Linked DNA regions of Homo sapiens: region 2 is linked to region 1. The links are chromatin contacts, found by Hi-C or POLR2A ChIA-PET in ENCODE. All regions are on one chromosome and are shown on one strand. The core of a region is the stretch at or near the end of the contact, and the rest is flanking DNA. Distances in the headings are between cores, read along the strand shown.

Region 1 (5,988 bases), core at 1,519-4,018:
GGACCAGATTGAGGACTGTTGAAACAGGAAGGAGTCAGGAGCACCTCTCCATAAGACACGCCCGCCAGGGCCATGGCCACACCCAGAAGTTACCACCCCTTTCCATGGCAATGACCAAGAAGTTGCCTCCTTTTTTCTAGACATTTCTGAATAACTCACCCCTTAATTTTCATATGGTTAAAAACGGGTATAAATATGACTGCAGGCCTGTCCCTGAGCAGCTGCTCCCCATGCTGCGGGGCTGGGGGAGGGGCTCTGCCCTGCAGGCACAGTCACGGAGCTGTGACACGGCCACCTCAGTGAAGCTGTTTCCTTCCACCTCCCGCTCGCTCTGGAATTCCTCCCTAGTGAACCCAAGAACCTTCCTGGGCTAAGCCCCAGCTTTGGGGCTCACTGTCCTGCATCAGTTCCAGAGGAAGAAACTGAGGCCATGAGAGCTTTTCCAACACAAGGCAGAGCAGCCACGGGTCCCCTGCTGAATAATCGCTGCCCGTGATAGGAGCCTCACCTTATCATTGACACCCATCTGCAATGCTGTTCCAAACACCCTGCCTGCCAGTGCCGAGTGGCTGAGAAAGGACACCGTGGCGCCAAGCATACGCCGGGCCTGTCCCGCCACATCAGACTCCAGCATGCAGCAGTCACTGCGGAACATCAGACACGTGTCTCCAGGCTCGTGTCCTTGGGCAGCTCCGGGGTCAAGAGGGGGCTGACGGAAACCTCGAGGCGAGCTTCAGAATTCTCCAGGCAAAATTCTCTCCTGTTTGGGGAGAGGATGGGGTCCACAACGGGGTCAATGGCAAAATTAGTATGACACTAAGCTCCTCAGAGTTTGGTCAGCTCCCACACTGACTGACCCAGGAAGTCCCAGAGCAGCTCAGGGATAGCCACGGCCACGTGAGTTACCGTCAGCAGCCCCTAAATGGCGTCCACACAATAGTGTTGCAGGAAATGAGGAGAACGGGGATCAAGTACACATGATGTATGTTTTAGGGTTGATACAGGCAGAGATGGGGACACACAAAACACCCACCCGGCACTCCTGCAGGGCCGGCCCGAAGCCGCGCTGTCCTGAGCTCTCCAGGCCGGGCCGGGCTCTGCCTGCACAGAGAAGCCTGGGGGTGGAGGCTGCTGAGTCAACGAGGGCTCTGGCGGATTAGGAAGTTTGGGTCAAATCCCCAGGTCCACCCCTCAAACAACCCACCTCATCAAGGGCTCTGCATCCAAAACAGAGCCAGGTGAGGGATCCCCCAAAACAGAGCCAGGTGAGGGATCCCCCAAAACAGAGCAAGGTAAGGTAACCTAGGGAGAGGCCCTCTCTGCCGACACAAACCCATCTCCCTTGAGTGGACGCAGAAGCCAGGCTGAGTCTAGAACTGGTCGGTCAGTGCTGGCACAGCACTTCTTCCTGGGGCACCCCCAGGACGGGGCTGCGCAGAATCAAATCCCACTGCGTTTTCCTGGCTGGCCCAGCGAGCTCCCTTTCCAAATAGGTGGAGGGAAAGCCAGGATGTGTCTCCTGAGTTAGCTGGAGGGACGCTGAGGTACAGAGCAGCGCAAAGGCAGAGCGCGGCATCTTCCCACTGGCAAGGTGTACGGTCCTCCTTTCTGACTCATTGGCCAGCATGGAGGGCCCACTCAGAGGCAGCCCCTCTCCTTGGCCTTGCCCCTCAGCCTCAGGGGCAGGTGGGGTGTGCTGTAGCCTCAGGGAGGCTTCCGGAGCCCTGGGCCTTGCGCTTTGCTATGTGACTTGCTCGGGCCTGTGGGTGTCGGTGGACTTGGTACAAGCAGTGCTGGGGTGTGTGGGTGCAGCCAGGTCGGCCCCTGGTGCTCTGTGTCACTGTGGCCGTGTGTCCTCGCCAGCCCATGGGCCAACGGAGATGAGGACGAGGATCGGAGCTGCAGCCCACCTGCAGCCCGGAGCTGAGCTGGGAGCTGAGCAGGGCACGTGCAGCAGCTGTAGCTGGTGAGCAGGAACCATAGGCGGTTATTTCAGTGTTTCCATCAGGAGTGTGTGTTACACAGCACTAGCGTGACAACAGCTGACTGAAGGGGCCTGTGTCTGCATCACCAGGTGTACCCCGCCTGCACCCCCACCACCCTCATGGACCCCCGTCCACCAGGTGGGCTGAAAGGTCCTGACAGGCCCAGCCACCATCTCCCTGTGATTCCCGCATGGACCAACTCAGGCAGGGAGCCACTTTCAGCCTCAGAAGAAGGCTCCCAGGAAGCTCCACACATTCCGTGCTTTCCCCTTGCTTGGTTTTTATTTCCCTGGTGAGGAGGCCCCCGTTCGCTTCTAAGGAACGAGTCCTCCCAGGAGAAGGATGAAGGCGGGCTCGCCATGGTCCATGCTGATTCACCTGCACTGCCTGAGACCTCCGTCTCAGCAGCTGTCACTCACTGTGCAGGTTTGAGAACAAGTCCAGCAGCCCCGAATCTGGTGGCTGAGGGGTGGCGGGACAGGCTCTCCTGTGGAGCAGCCCCTCTTGCTCCAGGACCCTCGATTCACCCCGGGCCCCAGGTTCCAAGGCGGGGTCGTGTGCTGTGCTGTGGGGCAGGGGAACGGCCCCTTGCTCCTCCCCCAGCTCCTGTTCAGCCCCTGGGGTTGTCAGGCTGAAAAAGCAGCCCTGTTCAGCTTGCCTGCATTGACGCAGCTGTCTACTGGCTTGTTTCAGACAACAGGTCCACGCAGGCCTTGCTCCTGAGCTCGGGCCCCAGGCACACGCCCACACACGGCCAGGCGTGTGCACACTCGGGCAGTCACGTAGGATGAGCATGCCTCGGAGCCCTCGTGCGAAGGCAGCCAGGCCTGGGAGAGCCAGGCAGCTTCCCAAGGGGGCTCCGGAATGCGTCGTCTGCAGGGCAGGGACGGGGACCCGGCAACCCGGCTTCCGGTGGGACTCATGCGGCTGACGCCTCCGCTCTTGGGAACAGACGGGCCTCTGAACTGGAACGTGGAATACAAGGGCATTTTTTATCCTGAAACAACAGCTCTGTGGGCGAACTCGAGACGCCCTGGAAAAGTGTGGAAGCTCAGGCTGCCGGGCCAGCAGGGGCCTGTCCTGAGCGCCGGGCTCCAAGGCCCTCCCTGTTTGCCCTCAGGAAAGGGTCACGCTCCAGCCACCTCAGTCCCGCTGAAGAGTCAGCTCTCCCGGCCCATGCCGCTCCTCACCGGCCAGGAGTCCACAGTCTCTGAGGCCCCCAGCTTCCGCACCTGCAGCTGGGCATGGCAGCTCACACCTGTAATCCCAACTACTACTACTGAGGCAGGAGGATTGCATGAGGCCAGGAGTTTGAGACCAGCCTGGCCAACATGGTGAAATCCCATCTCTACTAAAAACACAAAAAAATAGCCGAGCGTGGTGGCGCCCACCTGTAATCCCAGCTGCTCGGGAGGTTGAGGCAGGAGAATCACTTGAACCTGGGAGGCGGAGGTTGCAGTGAACCAAGATTGTGCCACTGCACTCCTGGACAACAGAGTGAGACTCCATCTCAAAAATAAATAAATAAATAAATAATAACAGCGTGAGAGCTAGCGTAGGAGGAAGCGGGGAGATGGAGGGGGGCTGGGGGTGTCGGAGCAGCCAGTGTCGTTTCCAGTGGCTGGAGTCCCAGAGCCATTTCAGGCCTTAGGGTGACATCTTAGTCATGATCTAGGTTGGGAGCACAGCAAAGTACCAGAAGCCCGCCCCCAATGTCACTAAATGGCACACCAGGCTGGGCATCCCTGCCTCCAAATTTTTTTATGTGAGAGAACAATAAGCATCTCTCGGGGTTTACGGATATTTTCCTGGGCCGTCCGCTCCCTGGCGGTTTGGACTGAACGTCCCGGACCAGCCCCACGGCCCCACCCGCCATACACACTTGTCTAAACAGATGGGCCTGGCGCTCGCTTCCGTGGAAAACCATCATCACCTGACCTTGGGCCAAAAGTAAATACATCTCAAGAGTTTAAATAACAGCTCCCCCCAGCGAGGTGGAATTGTTGGAGAGAACTTTTGAAATCATAACAAACAGACCCTCGGTGGTGCGACCTCAGGCCCCGAGAGTCAAGTGTGAGGAAAGAGGTCATGCCGGTGTGCACGGGCACTGCAGGCCCAGGGGCAACTTCTTCCCTGAGCCTCCATCTGCAGGTGACAAGTGCAGCTCCTGAGGTGGCCGGGCCAGCGAGCTTCCTTGGGGGCTGACCGTAGGGAGGACTCAGCTAATTGGAGCTGCTCAGCCGTCCAGTGCCCCCAGCTGCCATCACAGTGGCGTAGTCGAGCTCCTGGGGAAAGGCTGGGGCCCTGAGCGGGAGGAACAGCATCCAGCCCTGGGCAGCCCAAGCTCCGTGTCATCTCGGGGGAACCTAAAGCTCAGGACACAGAGGGATTCTGCCTCCCAAGCCCAGCTGTGGGACGTGAGACCTTCCCGCTCTCTCCCTGCCGGGCTCTGAGGACACTGGACAAGCAGCAGGCCTCAGCTGAAGCTGGTGATAAGACAGGCTCCGCGTCCACACTGCCTGGCTGCCCTCCAGCTGGGAGCACCGCATCTGCCCCTGTGCCTGGTTCTGAGGCTGGAGAGAAGAGCAGAGGGGCTCGGGGAAGAGAAAGGCAAAGAGCCCCTGAGTTTGCTTCCCTGGGGCTGCTGGCCTCGTCCCTAGGGGCTGGAGCGGGTTTGGAAGGCCCCTTGCCTGGGGGTGTGGGAGTGCACAGTACTGCCGCGTGAGAGTGTGTGTGCACAACTGTCAGTGAAGTGTGTGTGATCGGCCCATGGGGGTGTGTCAGCGTGACTGCGTGCCACGCTGTGAGAACGCACAAGTGTGTCTGTAAATGCACGCGTGCGTGTATGAGGCGGTGTCGGAGGGTGCACGCGTGCATGTATGAGGCGGTGTGCGAGGGTGCACACATGTGCTTATGAGGCGGTGTGTGAGAGTGTGCATGTGCATGTATGGGGCGGTGTGCGAGGGTGCACTTGTGTGTATGAGGCGGTGTGGGAGAGTGCACTTGTGTGTATGAGACACTGCGAGGCTGCACGCATGCATGTATGAGGCAGTGTGGGAGGGTGTGCGTGTGCATGAGGCGGTGTGGGAGGGTGCGTGCGTGCGTGTATAGGGCGGTGTGTGAGGGTGCACGTATGCATGAGGCGGTGTGGGAGGGTGCACGTGTGCATGAGGCGGTGTGCGAGGGTGCGCGTGTGCGTGTATGGGATGATGTGCAAGGGTGCACACGTGTGTGTATGGGGCGGTGTGCGAGGGTGTGCGCCTGCGTGTACGGGGGCGGTGTGCGAGGGTGTGCACCTGCGTGTATGGCACGGTGTGCGAGGGTGCACATGTGGGTGTAGGAGGCGGTGTGCGAGGGTATGTGTGCATGGGTGTGGGTGAATGATGTGTGTGGGTATGTGATCATGTGTGTCGGTGTGAATGTGTGTATCACTGTGTGTGTGTGTGTCCATGCGTGCTTCTACCCAGAGACAGAGCCTCCTGAAGCCCGGCCTGGCCCCCTGGGCCGTGGCCTCAGACCTCTCTGGGCACAGCCCCTCGTATCCACAGCTCATCTACCAGTGTTGGTGATTGACCAAAAACTGCCACTCTGTCTCTGGCAGTGGGCAATCCTTGTGCTTTTTCCAAAGAGAAGTGCCTGTTTCCTTAAGATTCCCCACTGCCAAAATCTCCAGCTCTGGCCTCTGATGTCTCAGCACAGCCAATGCCAGACAGGAATCTTTCCCCGACAGGGTCAGGCCCCCAGTGTGGGGCAGCCACAGCACCCAGGGAGGAGCCTGGCCGTACTCGGCCCCTCCCGTGCCTCCTCCACACCTGACCACCGGCAGCGGGCAATGCCAGGGTCGGCGTGCAAGGGCATTGGTGTGGAGGTGGCACCAGGCTCCTGCATCCTGGCCCTGGAGCCTGCAGTCCCCTCAGCCAGGATACAGCCCCATGGTCCTCAGGAGTGGTCAGTCGCCTGGGAAAAGGGAGGCAGGGCCGAATGCAGAGCCTGCCCATGCCCT
Region 2 (5,988 bases), core at 2,311-4,810, 300 kb before region 1:
CACACCTGGCCTCCAGTTCTGTGTTGAATAGGTGCGGTAAGAGTGGATATCTCTATGTCTTATTCCAGTTCTTAGGGGAAGTGTTTCTTCTAGCTGCCCATTTTTATTTTTAATGAAATGTCCCAGAATGCTCATTTTTAAAAGGCTGTTTCTCTTCCAATCTCATGCGAATTTTTTTCCTCCTTGAAAATTCAAGCAACCAGTTGCTCTCTTCACATCCAGCCTTTCTCATCACTGTACTTTTCTGACCATCCAGGCATTTCCCTTGTTCACTGAGTACTGGCTTGTTGGTGTCCCCCTCCCCATTTCCTGCTATCTTGAATGACTTGAACATGTTTAGGGGTGATTCATTCAACAATCTAATTTCAAGGCCACCTGCCTTTCTCAGCTCCCAAGATTTGCTGTGCCCTTCACTGTGGCAGTAGTCTGCCTTGGGCCAGACCCTGCACATTGTCATCAGGTGGACTGTCTGGTAAACATTGCTGTAGCACTCAGGCCATACCTCCTCTCCTCCCTGCCTCCTTTTCCTACCATTGTTCCCTCTAAACTGCAAGACCTCCTGCTCCTCCTCCCTCCTCTTTCCTCCTGCTCACACCATTGCCTCCATGGCCTCCCCTCCCTCCAGCTCACCCAGCCCCAGTGTGCATCACATTTCCTGATGCTTTCAACCTTGGATCAGCCCAGCCATCCTTCTTCTCTGTTCCTACAGCTGGGGCTGTTGAGTGAGGTTTGGGAAGAAGCTTTCTTGTGTGCACGGACTCTCGTCATTTCTCCCGGTTTCCAGCACCCTGGAATCCTCTTCTATGTCCTTTCTCAGCTCCCACTCATTTCCACACTGGTGGAGGCAGACCTCGGGTGTGATCCTCACGGCCTCCCTGCTCTGCTCTTCCTTGGTAGGTGGGTGTCCCGGCAGGCGGCTTTACTTCCTGCTCTGCTCTTCCTTGGTAGGTGGGTGTCCCGGCAGGCGGCTTTACTTCCTGCTGCACAGAGTCAAGGGTGTGAGTGTGGCCGCCTCAGCTTGGCCCTCCCTTGTTTATTCCACTCCCCTTTGCTTTTTCTTCTCACGTGTCAGAGGCACGTATGGCCTGGATGTGTGTGTGTGGTGTGGGTGTGTATATGTGGCGGGGCGTGGGGAAATGAGGATGTATTTGGGTGTGGTGTATGTGTATGTGGGTATTTTTTGGGGTGTATGGTGTGTATGCGTTTGTGTGGGGCATGTTTATGGTGTGAGTGTGAGGGAATGTGTGTGGTGTGTGTGTATATATGTTGGGGGGAGGTGGGTGTCATGTGATGTGTGTGACTGTGGTGTGTTTGTATATGTGGGACTATGAGGGATTGGGATGTGTGTATTTTGTGTGTGGGTGGAGATGTGGGTGTGGTATGCATGGTGTGTGTGGCTATGTGAGGGGGATGTGTGTGTGTGGTATGTGTATGTTGGGGGATGTTTGTGGTGTGTATGTACATGTGGAGGGTATGGGGTATGTGTGTTTGTGGGAGGTGCGTGGGGGGATATGTGTGGGTGTGTGTGTGGGTGTGGCGTGTGGGGGTGTGTGGGCTGCATATGTGGGGGTGTGTGTATGTGTGTGTGTTGGAGTGTGTGTGTGGTGTGGGGAATGTGTGGTGTGTGTGTGGTGTGTGTGTCGGGGGGTGGGTGATGTGTGTTTGTGGGCTCTTTCAGCCAAGGCTGGGGCAGTTAGTGCAGTCAGCTGGTGTGTTGTGTGTGGGGTGTGATGTGTGTGTGATCTGTGGTGTGTGATGTGGGTGCGTGGTGTGTGGTGTGTGTCTGGTATGTGTGTGGTGTGGGTGTGTGGGCTCTGTCAGCCAAGGCTGGGGCAATTAGTGCAGTCAGCTGGTGTGTGTGTGGTGTGTCTGATGTGTGTGTGGTATCTGTGTGGTGTGTGTGTGATGTGTGTGATGTATGTGTGTTGTGTTATGTGGTACGTGTGATGTGTGTGGTGTCTGGTGTGTGTGTGGTGGGTATGTGGTGTGTGTGATGTGTGTGTGGTGTCTGATGTGTGTGGTGTGATGTGTGATGTGTGTGTGGTGTGTAGTGTGTGTGTGGTGTATGGTGTGTGATGTCTGTGGTATGTGATGTGTCTTTGTGGTGTGTGTGTGATGTGTGTGGTGTGTAGTGTATGGTGTGTATGTGGTGTGTGGGTGTGGTGTGTGTGATGTGTGGTGTGTGTGGTGTGCGATGTGGGTGGTGTGTGTGGCGTGTAGTGTGGCATGTGTGTGGTGTGGCATGCGAGTGGTGTGCGTATGGTGTGTGAGTGGTGTGTGTGTGGTGTATGTGGTGTCTGAGATGCGTGTGAGTGCAGTGTGTAGTGTGTGTGTGGTGTGTGGTGGTGTGTGTGTGTGGTGTGTGTGTGGTGTGTGTGCTGTATGATTGTGTGGTGTATGATGTGGTATGTGTGATGTGTGTATGGTGGTGTGTGTATATTGGTGTGTGTGCAATGTGTGTGGGGTGTGTATGGTGTGTGTGGTGTGTGTGTGGGGTGTGTATAGTGTGTGTAGTGTGTGGTGTGTGTGTGTATGGTGTGCGTGCTGTGTGTTGTGTGTGTGGTGTGTGCGTGGTGTGTGTGTGGTGTGGTGTGTGGGGTGTGTATGGTGTGTGTGTAGTGTGTGTGGTGTGTGTGTGGTGTGCGTGCTGTGTGGTGTGTGTGTGGTGTGTGCGTGATGTGTGTGTGTGTGGTGTGTTTGTGGTTTGTGCATGGTGTGTGTGGTGTGTGTGATGTGTGTGAGTGGTGTGTGGTATGTGTGATGTGTGTGAGTGGTGAGTGGTGTGTGGTGTGTGCTGTGTGCTGTGGTGTGTGTGTGTAATCCTCCTGCCTCTGTGTTGAGCCTTCCTCTGGGATGTGCCCTGTTGCCTGTCATTTCTTGCTCCAGTATTTCCAGCGCTCCTGCTCCACTGGCTCCTGTTTAGCCTTTTGTCTTCCCAGGCCACGGCTGCCCTTTCAAACCACTAGCCAGCCTGCGTTTACCATGACATGTTGCATTTTCCCAGAATGCAGAGCTGGCTCATGGTGTGTTCTTTTTGCCTCCCCCAGAAATCCCTGTGGGCCCTGCAGGTCAGTGGTGGATCAGACTGGATTCTGCTATTGGGCCACATGTCCATGTCTTTTGTGGCAAACATTCATAGGGTTGTACATGGGACATTGTTGTGACTCAGCCTCTGTGAGTTTTTTCAGTGGCATAGCCTCCCCAGCCATATGGTTTCGGGCTGTTCCTAGTTTATCTGCCTTTTTTTGTGAAGACCCTGTTTTTAACTCTCCAAATCTAGGAACTTCCAGCATATGGTGGCCAGACACACCAGCTGACCTTGGAGGCCCCTCAAGGTGGTTGGTGCTGCCAGCAGGATGACTGGATTCTGTTTACTGTAGTGGTCATAGCTTTTCAGTCTTAGCCATACCTCATGGGTAATTTTCCCCATTCCCATCAGCCTCTCAGGTGTCTGCTGGAGATGGCCACTTGACAGAACTGTGTGCAGGGTGAGCTCTGTCAGCCAAGGCTGCGGCAGTTCAGTGCAGTCAGCTGGTGGCATGCCCCTGGCAGGGTTCTGTCTGTTTCATCTCTGTGTATTTCTCCTTAGTCATTCAGCCATGGAATGACATGTGTCAGGAGTGTCCCCCTTCGTCACCACCTCAGTCCATTTCCTTCCCCTCCGGCCACTGGTCACCCAGGCTTGTGCTCCCAGGGCCTGGTGTGGGCAGGATCTGTGCTGTGCCTGGACCTTGGGATTGCGGGGGGCCCTGAGCGCTGTCCTGGCACTGAGCTGCATGTGGAGGGCCCAGAGTCTCCTTTCTACGGCTCCTCTTTCTCCGCTGCTGTGACATGACCCTGGCGTTTCCATCCTCCTTGATACTTGGTAACACTTAGGCAACTGCAATTATTATTTTTTTTATTAGACTTGTGGATTTCTCCAGCGTTTAAAGTTTCCCTTCCTTTTTTTGTACTTCCTTATGGAGGCCGGGTTATTTTTTTTCCTCACTGCCCACGCTGCCTATGATTTTACCAGTCCTTGAGTAGGCCATGAAAGGCCTTTTCACATCTACACTAGCGGCTTCTCAGGTCAGACCTGCTGGAGGTGTTATTGAAGGGGATGGCAGAAGGCCCAGAGTTTAAGGTGGTTCTTCATCCCGAGTGAGGAGAGAGGCCTCTGGGGTGGGAGCTACCCACATTCCTGAATGGTCACTTGGTTCTCAGGATAACCCTCTCCTTGGATTTCCAGTTGGGGTGTAGTGTCTGTGATGAGAACACCTCTGCTTTTACTAAGCTGAGGTAACTGACACAGTGCATTTCACTGTCAATGGGCCAGAGAATATTTGGCATGTGTGGGAGAACAGTGGCTCAGCAAGGTTTTCTCATCCAGGCACAGGGTAGAGGGTTACAGAAATGCCTCTTGGAGTTTGGGCTCTATGTGGTTCCTGTTTCTCGAAGTTACTGTTGGTTTATCCTGCCCAGCATCTTCCCCAGGTGTTACCAGTTGAATGTCATCAGTGAGAGTATGGCTTGTGAAAGTTTCTGGGTTCTTTGTGCAGATGACTTCAGAAGCAGCTCTGAGCTCTGCAGGAAAACCAGCTCACCTTTGTGGGCAAATGAGGGTGATGGTATCGTCCCATTTCTCTGTGGAGTAGCTGTGTGGCTGCATCTGCAGGTTGGAGCCACCCACAAGCTCCCGTTTTCCAAAGAATTCGTCTGGAATAGTCACAGTGCAGATTGCATTTTTCGAAGATGCTTCTAGAAGTGTTTCCACAAAATGTCTTAAGACAATAGCAGCCTTTTAGAACTAAGTGTGGAGAGGAAGCTGTGAAGCTTGTACCACACTTTGTTCACTAGTTGCTTTGTTTGTCTCTCTCCCGTTTCCTGTAAACTTCTGGAGAGTGTGGAGTCCAGGACAGAGAAGATGCTCAGTAAATGTTGCATGATGAGTGAGAGCAAATCCTCACTTTCTGGGTGTGGTTCTCCCTTGTTTGTTATTAAAAGTTCTACAGAGTGTTACTGTGCATTTTGGTGGCCCGATCCCTTTTTCACATAAGTATTGGCTGAAAAGAAATCTTCAGACATGATGGGGTTTCTAACCAGTTTCCAGTCAAAGCTTTAGTAACTCTAGATAGGAAAGTTATCATTAGGGATCTTGTAAGATAATTTTAAGACATTGCATTACAATTAATTGTCCTAATGAAGGAAGTATGTTTTCAAGACAAACTGTATCTAGATAATGTTCAAATTCCTAAGTTTAGAGTCCTCATCATTTCCAGATATTAACAAAAGTCAATATCTGGAAGTCATTTGGGGCCTGTGAACTAATGTGTATTATTTCCAGGTGGTACAGCTTTCAGCTACAATGTGCTTACCAGCCACTGAATTGGTCTCTGTTGAGTTATAAATTGGTAGATGGTGCTGTGAACATCGGCTCTTCTGAAAGGCATTTTTGGGTTTTACCCTGTCTAGTTTGGTCATTCTGTGTACATTTTAAGAAAAAACAGGTATAGCTAAGTAATTTGCTTATTTGGCCTTTTCAATAAGGAAAAGGCAAATAACCAAATACACAAATAGGCAAAAGAAAAAAATCAGGCAATTTATAGAATAAAACACGCAGCAGCTTCATAAACATGGGAAAGATTCTTGCTCTCCATAGTAATCAGGGGAAAGCAAATTATAACCCTAATAAGATGCCTTTTCGGTGCCTCTCATTGAAAAAAAAATCACAGTCTGATGATTACAAGCTTCCGATTGGACGTGAAGCCACAGTGAAGCTTACACCTGTCCATGTGCTGCTGGAGGGTACGTGGAGCCAGCTGGCCTGTGTCTGTGGAGGCTGTGTCTGCACATGCCGAGGACAGAGTCCCCGTCTGCATGTGTACTCCAGAGAACGTTTTCCATAGGATACCAGGATGCTTGTACAGAAAATGTTATAGCAGTGGTGTTTGTAATAGCACAAACTAGGAAATTACCTAAATGTCTACAAGATGGAGAACAGATAAATAA

The links. A loop is a pair of places that touch in the nucleus more often than their neighbours do. ChIA-PET counts read pairs that join two places held with the same protein, here RNA polymerase II (POLR2A). Pooled maps may share reads with other maps.
Region 2: a loop to region 1 is called in a map of chondrocyte, with 6 times the contacts of the local background. The contact joins two enhancer-like sites. A Hi-C loop is called at or near these places in 1 of 168 maps with a recorded cell type or tissue (chondrocyte) and 5 of 50 pooled maps. POLR2A ChIA-PET finds 5 or more read pairs at or near these places in 1 of 52 experiments (HepG2).

The regions. Positions count from the first base shown.
Region 1 is chr21:43,298,056-43,304,043 of GRCh38, reverse strand. No RefSeq gene overlaps it. Among named protein-coding and RNA genes, the nearest start is that of LINC00322, 31 kb to the left of the region's middle. Within about 2 kb of position 2,768, at least 6 of the 41 ENCODE cell types and tissues checked have a DNase peak (open chromatin) inside an H3K27ac peak, as active enhancers do.
Region 2 is chr21:43,601,028-43,607,015 of GRCh38, reverse strand. The region is part of intron 7 of HSF2BP (heat shock transcription factor 2 binding protein); the gene reads left to right. Among named protein-coding and RNA genes, the nearest start is that of MIR6070, 6.0 kb to the left of the region's middle. Within about 2 kb of position 3,560, at least 9 of the 41 ENCODE cell types and tissues checked have a DNase peak (open chromatin) inside an H3K27ac peak, as active enhancers do.